Regions from separate parts of the Homo sapiens genome. Here region 1 is linked to region 2. The links are chromatin loops, found by intact Hi-C in ENCODE. Cell type or tissue: natural killer cell. All regions are shown on one strand. Each heading gives the region's core, and the rest is flanking DNA. Links, peaks and the distances in the headings are about the cores only. Region 1 has its middle 160 kb from the start of C1orf21-DT. Region 2 overlaps COLGALT2 (collagen beta(1-O)galactosyltransferase 2).

The links. A loop is a pair of places that touch in the nucleus more often than their neighbours do. Peaks named below come from ENCODE experiments on the same cell type or tissue, not always from the same donor. Only the 100,000 strongest peaks of a DNase experiment are listed, where the experiment ranks them.
Region 1: it touches region 2 in a loop (5-fold over the local background); 13 of 110 quality-filtered maps call a loop at or near these places.

The regions. Positions count from the first base shown.
Region 1 is chr1:184,219,720-184,225,103 of GRCh38, forward strand. No RefSeq gene overlaps it. Among named protein-coding and RNA genes, the nearest start is that of C1orf21-DT, 160 kb to the right of the region's middle. RefSeq lists an enhancer at 3,714-4,247. In natural killer cell, for the core only: CTCF peaks have their summits at 2,995 (motif pointing left) and 3,194; DNase peaks (open chromatin) are centred at 3,032 and 3,632.
Region 2 is chr1:183,954,552-183,959,935 of GRCh38, forward strand. It overlaps COLGALT2 (collagen beta(1-O)galactosyltransferase 2), which reads right to left. Exons shown (of 12, transcript NM_015101.4): 7 at 211-287. Among named protein-coding and RNA genes, the nearest start is that of COLGALT2, 80 kb to the right of the region's middle. RefSeq lists a silencer at 1,281-1,445. In natural killer cell, for the core only: no CTCF peak of the experiment used is centred there; a DNase peak (open chromatin) is centred at 2,290; H3K27ac peaks cover 2,837 bases.

The sequences.
Region 1 (5,384 bases), core at 252-5,251, 270 kb after region 2:
AATTTCTAGGGTTGTGGGATCCTAATTAAAATGAACTATATTGCCTGTTATGAACCCTCCATGTTAATATTCTGTAAGGTCTCCAGGCAAGTCAAGGGGGTCTTGGCTTTTTCTTATTTCTTTTGAGCCAGAACCCACAGGCTGCCTTAAGCACCTAGCTGCTGTCCATCACTTCTTATAGCTGACAAAGCTTGACTTAAAAAAAAGTTTTTAAAGAAAATTACAGCACATATTATGAACTAACATTTTATACAAATTAATTGAGTGAAATGAGAGAAGTATGCTTCATTCTTTGACCTGTGATAATAAATATTCTTCCGGTCAATAACACGACGGTGAGTCAGCCCTGCGATGGAGGCAGTTGTCGCCATATAACACACAGGACTCCAATCTGCTTCCTCACATCTAGTGCTGACTTTTCCTTTTAGCTTTAATGATGTTTGAAAGGGAATATTGACGCTGGAAAAATCTTAGAGAGGCTCCACCAATCACAGACGAGCGCAATTCTCCACTAATGTGGGCCTCTTTTCCTTGACTTCCTCTAGACATGGAACTCCACTGAGGATTCTCAGGCAGGGCCACTGGCGAGCTGGCCAGAGCTGCTCTGAGAACCACCAGTGAAGGGCAGAGGGCACTTTAGCCCCAAAAGTAGTAGCAGTTTAGGGCAGGTGGAAGAGACGGGTGGTTCAATTGCCCCATGTGGCGTTTCAGGTGGGCCACATGGGTCAATTGAGTCTTATCAACTTGTGTCTTATCTAGCAATTGAATGCCATTGCTAGATAAGAGTGGTGACCTCCAGCTGGTAAGTTATTTTATCAGCCTTGTCCCATCCCAAGGATCCCCAAAAAGGCCACAGAACTCTGCCAGCAGGAAGTAGACACCGGTGTGCATCAGAGAATATCAAACTCTACCTATTTTAAATTTATAAACTGGATTCTAATTAGCCTGCAGGGAGTTTCCATGGAAATTGGAGATATCACTTTGCAACAGTATAAGATCACAGCATCAAGTAGACGGGAAAAGTGGAAAATCTCTATTCTTTTAGGAATCAGCTGGAGTCACCTCGCTATGAAATTGTCCCTGACCCAGGCAGATTCCAGGTGTTCCCACTTCCATTACAGTATTTGTAGTATGTAATTGTCAGTGTACATATCTACATCCCGCAGACGGGGGAGACACTGTCATTGTTTCTGTTTTTCTCCAGAATATGGCTCAGTTCCTGATACAGAAGACACTTAAAAACAACAACAACAACAACAAAACTTGTTCGATTATTACAGTGATGTCTTAGAACATTGGTTTCTTCATCTATAAAATGGCATAATAATACTAATTCAGTTGGCTGTTCTGAGGATTAAATGCCAGAACAAATAAGTACTTACAACAATGCCCAGCTCCTAAATAATGTGTAGTTCCTATCCCCGCTTATCTTGTGTGAGAGGATTATTTTTGGTTTTGATAGGTATCAGGCAAAAAGGGTTTTTTAAAACAGCAAATAAATCAGAATATTCCACACTTGTAGTCTGCATTTTGTGTTGCCATTTGATTGGGTTTCTAGACTAGGCCAGCATTTTATATTCTGTAAGCATGGTAGAGGTTATATTATCTCCAGCCCCAAATCTTGGACATTAAACCTTTTCCTCATTGCTCACTCGGCTAGATATACATTATTAATAAATGAGATTTCTGAGATGTTTAGACTTGATTCTAAACATTCATGAAATAAACTTGGAGAATGAGTAACTATCATCAGTGATGATAAAAATGAGCTTGGGAAGATACCCTGTGTGTTGATTCTGATGAGAATTTTACCTTTATTGGACACCAGAATATTTCCAGGTATTCCCTGAAAACTCCCCTAGAGATGTCTTAACTCTTCTTTGATGGTTAATATTAAGTGTCAACTTGATTGGATTGAAGGATGCAAAGTATTGTTCCTGGGTGTGTCTGTGAGGGTGTTGCCAAAGGAGATTAACGTTTGAGTCGGTGGACTAGGAGAGACAGACCCACCCTCAATGTGGGTGGGCACCATCTAATCAGCTGCCAGCATGGCTAGAATGAAGCAGACTTGCTGAGTTTTCCGCCCATCTTCTTTCTCCCGTGCTGGATGCTTCCTGCTCTCAAACATCAAACTCAAGTTCTTCAGCTTTTGGACTCTTGGACTTACACCAGTGGTTTGCCAGGGACTCTCAGGCCTTCGGCCACAGACTGAAGGCTGCACTGTCAGCTTCCCTACCTTTGAGGTTTTGGGACTCAAATTGGCTTCTTTGCTCCTCAGCTTGCAGATGGCCTATTGTGGGACTTTACCTTGTGATCATGTAAGTCAATTCTCCTTAATAAACTTTCCTTTATATATACATCTATCCTATTAGTTCTGTCCCTCTAGAGAACCCTAATACACTTTATTTTTACAAAACAAGAAGTGCTTATAGAATGACTTTTCAAGGAGGTTTATGCGATCAAAACACACTACAGTGTGATGCTGGGTTTGCAGGGCGACCATGGAACTGTTGGGCAGAAACTCACATATAGAATAGCCTGCTACCAACCAAAGCCAGGTTTCATCTTTCCCACCAGCAGAATCCACCTCTTCCAAATCCACCCACATCATTGCATGGCCTGCAGGTAGGCTTTTCAGCTTCCTCTGATTGTCATACCAGGCACTGGGCCTATAAAAAGCAAAGCGGAGGCTGAGAGGAGGCAGAGGCAAACACTGAAGGTGTTTCAGAGGCCTATTCCCCCTGTGTATGGTGAGCACAGCACCTGGCAATGGATCGGGCTCTCCCACCCAAGCCCCATGCCCACTCTGGCCCCTTACCCCTCAGCCTTGGTGCCCTGGGTTCCCTAGTTCTTCTGTGGCCTCGACTCCCAACTGTGTGAAACCTGCATTGTCTTGGAGTCAGTGAGCTACTGCCTTCTCTATTTCCTGCTTTTAATTCCAGTTGACTCTTGACTTACAATCATGTATTCTTACTGGAATTGCCTCCCTGAAGGGCAGAAATTCCCTTTCTCCTGCTCTTTTGCCCCATCTGCCCTCTGCTGGCCATCGATAGGTACTGCGGTCAACCCTGAAAAGCCGTTTTTCCCAGTAGCATGTACCGAAGCTGTTTGCTCTTTCCTAATTCAGACGCTTTCTTTTTCTTCTTTTTAAAATTTTGGTTGCATTGCCTCAGAGTTTTTCAAAGCAACACGGAAACACCCTTTCTCTTTCCATGTCCCCAGTGACCATGTCATGGATCTGCCGTAAAGCATCTCTTACAGTAGTGGTCTCCAACCTTTTTGGCACCAGGGACCGGTTTCATGGAAGGCAATTTTTCCATGGACCAGCGGGGTGTGGGGATGGTTTCGGGATGATTCAAGCCCATTACATTTATCGTGTGCTTTATTTCTGTTGTTATCACATTGTAATATGTAATGAAATAATTATATAACTCACTGTAATGTAGAATCAGTGGGAGCCCCTGGCTTGTTTTCCTGCAACTAGAAGGTCCCATCTAGGGGTGGTAGGAGACAGTGACAGATTTCCAGGCATTAGATTCTCATAAAGAGCCTGCCATTAATCTACAGCATCAGTGTTACGCTGTAGAATGGTTCAGAATCTTAGCCACCGAGATCCCTCGCATGCGCAGTTCACAGTGTGGTTCATGCTCCTATGAGAGCCTAATGCTGCCGCTGATCTGACAGGAGGCGGAGCTCAGGTGGTGATGCTGGCTGGCCCACACTCACCTCCTGCTGTGCAGCCCGGTTCCTAACAGATACCAGTCCGTGGCCCTGGGGGTTAGGGACCCCCGTCTTACAGCATCCAGCGGGGCCAGGCACTTGGTTAAGTAGATCCTTGATGACTGAAACGTGACAATGCTGAAATGGCTGTGGAGTACTGTTTGGAGTTTGTGGGGGTGGGGTTTGTAAACTGGAGAACTTTATGTTAGAGTTTCTTATTATTGACATTTGAGGCTAAATAATTCTTTGTTGTCTGAGTCTCTCCTCCACGGTGTAGTATGTTTCGCAGCACCTCTGGCCTCTACCCTCCACGTGCCAGTAGCACCTTCCCCAAGTTTGTTGTCCTCACAGACAACCAAAAATGTCTTCTCTACTCACTCCCAAATGTCCTGGGGGGGCAAAATCACTCACTGCGGAGAACCATGGCATTAGGGTGATGGAGTAGAAAGCCTGCTCTACTCAGAAGGACTTCTAAGTGCCAGAAGGTGCAGGTCTGCTCTCTGGGGCCACTCAGTGCTTTGAAGGACACCTGATTTATTTTGGAGATGGACACTTAACTGCTGAATACACTGGCATGGGTGGGTGGTCCCATCGAGAGTTTTTCTCAAAGGTTTTCAATGACTCCTCTTGTGTTCTCTGGCCTATCCTACTCCAGCTCTCAATTCTGCTAGGCTTGAGTTCCAGCGTCAGAGCCTTTCTGAGCCTCTCTTCTCAGTCTTAGCCTCCCCTCCTTCCCTCTCTCTCCACCCACCTTCTGGCCGTCTGGGAAGCTTCAGCTTCATCCTGCTTCCCCAGCACTGCTCCTCCATCCACCTTTTTTTCTTCCATAGATTCGTTAAAAACATCTTGTCTGAAGGCAGTTCTCCCCTTTCTACATCACCATGGGTTTTTTTTGCAGAATTTTCTTCCATTACAATCACTGATTGTAATCAATTCTCTTTCCCCCAGGTCTCTGCCTCCTCTCTGTCAGGAAGGAGAGAGAGAAGTTAACCACACAGAACTGACCACCCTCTTTACCCAGAAGGAGCTGATCAGCCATCTTTAGGCAGAAGGCTTCCTCCAGCTGCACCCAGATTCCCCTTCTGTCTCCCACAGCACCCTGGGCTTACTTCTCCAGATCATGTAACACCCTGTGCTAAGATTGTTTATCTCTTGTCTGACTTCTTGAGTGGATCATAAGCTCTTTGAATGCAGGCATTGTGTCTTCTCACTCGCAACATCTCCAGTGTTGAGGACAGAAGTGCCCACAGTGCATAGGATATACTCAATAAAGGATTATCAAATGTCATGGAAATAAGGCCTTAATTTAAATTCAGTGGGAAGAGATTTTCTTGAACTTTAAGAAGACTTGGGGACAAAATTTGAACTTCTTGTATGTGTTTCTCCTCAAAGAGCATAGCTCTGCCTTAATTCTTCTGAATCTGACATCGAGCCTCTGGAGTTTACTAGACTCTTAGGCTGGGAAGCTCTTGGTCCATTTTTGATCCACTGCATTCTGCAGTGAGATGAAGCCCATTCCTCTGACATCCCACTTGGTGTGCCATGCTGATAAACCCATAACACTGATGCTGTAGATTAATGGCATGCCTTCACTTATGAACACTTTTTCCCCATGGTGACTAATGGCATTTTGATGGTGTCTCCTTAGACAGCTGCCTAAATAT
Region 2 (5,384 bases), core at 137-5,136:
ATTAACTACATTTATCATGATACTCCTTTTTTTAAGATAAGGAAACTGAGAACAACAAAAACCAAGTAGTTTTCCCAAGACCTCAGAGCCATTTCAGCAGCCAAGCCAGTCTTGCTGGCTCTCAGATGCAAGCTCAGGCTTGTGTTCCAAAATGAACACACAAGCCTGCACACGCGTGCATGTGCACACACATATAGACACCTTTCCTACCTCATCAAATCCCATCTTGTCTGGATATTTAGGGACAACTGAGACATACTGGGAGGGTTCCATTGGAGGACGGTCAACTGGAAGACACAAGAAACATGCAGAGTGCTTTGTTAATGAAAGGGTCAGAAATCAGAATTCCATCCGCATGCCTGATCTCTAGGGTTGGAATATAACTTGGAAATACAGGGCAGGGGACAATGGCAGCAGTTCTCCAGGATTGAGTAGCCACACAGGAACCCTGCTGGTCAGGGCACTGGTTTCAGGAGCATTTGATTATATGGAGATTGCAACATTTGCTCCACTTCCCTTAAGACTTATTTCAAGAATATTTGGGAGGCAGTTTAGGATAATGGTTAAGAGGAAGGGCTCCAGAGTCGGATGATCTGGGTCCAAACCTTGGTTTGCGAAGGAGTAGGAGAGTTAGGGGACCTCTTTAAGCTCATTTCTTTGGTGTAAAATTGGGATAATAGAAGTGTATCTGTGTTATAAAATTTAAATGAGACCTGCGTGCAAAGCACTCACCACTTTAACACAGTAAATGCTCAACAACTCTTAGCTATTACTTACTATGGCCCATGATGAAAGAGCTCAGAAATAGGCTAGAATTTTTACTGAAAAACACTTTTTTCTCTGCATTTAAAATTGTCAAAGTGGGGGACTATTTTTATCCCACCTGGGCAGGTTTAGGTGTGGGTGCGCAAAAGGTCCATTGCTTTAACAGGATCTAACCACAGAGAGCTGGCCCATGTCTAATGGGAAGATTCCAGCTGGGAGTGACACTACTTCTTCAATAATGAAAGTTTTATTTATTTGATACTCTAAAAAAGCTTCCTTTGCAAACTATGTATTTTAAAGTTTGGAAGTAATATTGGTTAAGAAACCTGAAAAGGCCTTGAAGAATGTTTAGTATTATAAAAATTCAAAGTCCTCGAAGAATGTTTAGTATTATACAAATTCAAAGTCCTCATTTGATTTTCCTTAAAGGGATAATACAAAGAAAATTTAAAATGATAGCTGGTAACTGGGTTGTTGAAAGAACTATGGGTAATGGCCATGACTACTGTAACGTATCTGTTCACCTCTATTCCAGGCACAGGAGAGGAATACACTCTCTTGCCCTTGAAGTTACTCAGGGCTATATGACTTTCTGGGGAAAGTTTATAGTGTGGTGCTGCTGCTCCACTCTCCAAGGGCTCCCCCGACACTGCCCTTGGTCCCACCACTGTGCTCATAGCGGCATGTGTGGATATGGATAGCAGATGTGAATTGGAAGCAGCCTGGAACATTGCATCAACACATGAAGGGCAGCTCCCAGGAAAGACACCTGCTCTGCAGACTTGGATAGCAAGAAATAAGCCATTGTTGTATGAAGCCAATCAGATTTTTATATTCCAGCATAACTTTGCCCATCCTGAGATACTGTCCAAAGGGTATGATCTGTTTAACTTCACTGAAATATTATAGAGAAATCCTGACATCCAATTTTACTTATTGGCGAATGATGTGAAATTCTAGAACGTAGTGAGACAGAGTTCTTAGGCCAAACACAAGAGCTGGTCTCATTACTTCAAACTTGACACTTACAGTCATATTTCTGTGCATATGCAGTGCATGTCTTTGTCTTCCCAATAGCAGCCGAGAATATTCTGGTCCTTTCTGCTCCACTCCACTCCTTATTAGTTTCTTTTAAAATCAATAGGGAGGGTCCACCAGGTACACGGTTAGGTTTTTAAGAGAAAGAAGCTTAATGTACCAGCTTCCTCCTGTTCATGATATTGTCTGAGGAGCTGTCTCACTCTCCCTCCTGGGGCCTGAGACTTGGGAAGATGTTATATTTTGAGTTACCCATTCTAGGCTGCTGGTCTCCTTTGGACTCACATGGCCTGTGTGGCTTTAACATTTCAGCCAAAGAGACTGCTTTTAGCCACTTTGTTTCCATCAAACATAGGCAGTCATTGCATTCACAGGACAAGTGTTGCAAAAAAAAAGCCACAAGTGGTTGGCTCCCGAAAGTCATCACTGAGCAAAAATATCAGAGAAGTGTGCTTGGGTTTTGCCACTGAAGGCAGCAGTAAGCCACAGAGGAAAACAGGAAGTGATACAGTGAGTCAGACCTAAGAAACTTAGTCTGTGGGGAGAAGGATGTATCTTTGCTGACAACAGACTTGAAGGTTAGGTATATCCTGGCTTCTGTTTGTAGTCATTTCTGACTCCATCTTTCATAATTGATCTGGTCTCTCATTAAATCCCTTCCTGGAAATAATCCTTCCCTGTACTGCCACTTGGGACAATGGGCTTCATTGCTTTCGGGATAGTTTCAAGATCTAATGTGAATAATTACAGCCATTGTTACAGAGGTCTTATCACTCACAGAACCCAGAGTTCTGTGAGTGATATATATATATGTCACATATATACTTGACATATATAATCACATATATTTAATGTTCACATGTACCATGGGATATGTATGAGTGTCTCTATTTTTATAGACAAGGAAACAAACATTAAATAACTTGCCCAAGATCACAGAGCTGATAGAGCTGGTATTTGAACCTAGGTCCTACTCCTTTACCGGAGCTCTTAATTCCCATTCCACATCATCCCCAGAGCTAGTCCTTGGTGGCCACTGGTATTAGCCAACCAGGCAACTGGGCTGGGTCCAGAGTAGCTCATTTAAGCCCAGTCATGTCTGGAATAGTACATGATAGATTGTACTTGGATCAAATCCTACCGCTTCTTCTCTATAATTTCTCCTGAACTTCTTCCATTGTTGCAGCCTAGCTTGGGTCCTTACCCACTATGCCTGGGCTGTTTTTGATTTTTTTCAAACACTTACATGCTCTCAGTCTTTCCTATTCTAATTAATCATGCTCACTGTTGTCAAAATAATCTTCCGCCGCACAGCTCTGTTCTCAACTGTAACAGTCACACTCAACACTATATTTAAGGGCTTAACAGGTTGCTAGGTGTTTTCATAGTCACCATGTAATTTTATCTTCACTTTTTTGTGGTGGTTTTTTTTTTTTTTTTTTTTTTACAAATAAAGAAACTGAGACCAAGCCAGATGTAGACTTGTCCAAGGTCAAATACTGAGTGATTGGCAGAGCTGGAACTCAGTTTTAGACATAACTTCAAGTCCAATTATCTTAATAATTTTTACATGATGTACTGTTGTCTCAAAATGTCAATACTGAGAGCAGGTACCTGAGACTTCCTATCACCTTATGCTGTAATTTGCAAGAGTAATCTCCTCATGCTTTATAGACCATTTAAATCTAACATCTTTATAAGATCTGGCCTCCTGTCATTCATCTCCCGAAGGCAGCACATCCCCAAATTCTCTGTGCAGCTTCTAATGTACTAAATGAGTTATCACATGAAAAGAGATGGGCACAGTGCTTTTAATAAGTGTTAGTCATTGTCGTCATAACCCTTCTCCCACCTCACTCAAATTCTTCAACTCTGATTTCTAAAACTCCAGTCTACAATTCAGAAATTCCCTGACCATCCCCTTCACAAGATTTTCAATTCTCGTCCACTGATGCCTGATAAAACCCTAATCCTGGTTAAACCCATTGCCCACTTACTCAGCACCAAGAGGACTACTGGGAGAAACATACACAATTGTGTTGACTGAGTCACTTCAAAGCTACAATCACAGATGTCAAATTGGCACTTGACACCACCAAATGATGTAAGTGTCCTTTCATAGTAAATTTATTTTCCCACTCTTTGAGAGATTGTATCTTTTGTCTTCTCTCTCCTAAAATCTCCAAAATCTCTGTCTAGCTCATGACTGACTGGCCTATATACTTCAGAAAGAAAATATTCAAAATCAAATTAGATCTACCTTTTCAATCCACCTCAAGTCCACAAACCAAACTGCATGTGTATCAATACATTCTGCCATCCCATCTGCCACAGTAGATGAAGTTTCTATCTAGTATAGCCTCTGCAATATTGTTCTGGGCTGCAACCCAGGACAAAAACCCTCTTGTTTTCACCTTATAATTACCTTCTCTTTTACATCATCAAGATCTCCTTATATACTGGATCCTTGTGACTGGCATAAAACATACTGTTATATTTCTATTTTTTTAAAAAAACAGTACAAACAACCTAACCAGAAAAACCTTTCCCTTGACCTCTTACCCCCAACAGCCTCCATCGGATTTCTCCATTTCCCCATCCCATCAAGATTCAGCTTTCTCATCTCCCCATTGGCTTCTCTTCAGTCCACTTGAATGGATTTGTGTTCTCATCATTGCACTGAAGTGGCCCATGTCAAGGTCATCACAGACCTCTCTCTTGACAGAACCAATGACCAATTCTTTATCCTTATTTTCCTTGGCTTCTCAGCAGCATCTTGGCTCCGTCTTGAAACACTTCTCAATTTTTCCTCCTAGCTCTCTGGCTGTTTTGTCTTCCCCAGGGATCTGTCCTCTTCTCATCCTGTGTTCTTTTACTACATGAGTTCAGACTGTTCCACAGCTTCAAATATCCTTCTGATGCTGATGATTCTCAAATATCTGTCTCTAGCTGGAGTTTCTTCCCTGAACTCCAGACTTATATATCCAACTATCTTCTGCCTTTCTATTTAGATGCCTATTAAATATCTTAAACTTACGTGACCAAAACTAGCTCCCCAACCCCCAGTCTTTTTCTATAAAGTCTTTCCCATCTCAGTAAATGGCATATCAGGCTAAAATCTTGGACTCATCTTGATTCCTTTCTTTCCTTCATGGACTGCATTCAGGTCTCTGTAAGTCCTGTTGCTCCACCACCAAAATATATCCTCAACCTGTCTGTTTCTCATCAACTCCTTGCTAGAGCTCACATCCCAATCACCATCATGTCCCACCAGGAGAGAGGTACTGGTCCCCTACAATCTAGTATCCTCACCACAGCCCAAATGATCCTTCTAAATGCACAAGTCACTTCAGGCCATGCCCCCTCTGCCCCACCCCATCTTCCACGGATTCCCATTACTCTTGGAGTAAAATCTAAATTCCTTACCATGGCCAGAATGTTCGGTGTGATCTGGACATTTCTTCTTCCATTACTTCATCTCCCTTGACCCAACTCATTCTTTATGCCCCAATCATGCTGGCCTTTTGTCCCTGGAACACCCCCAAGCTTTTCCTGTCTAACAGTCTTTACATGTGCTGTTC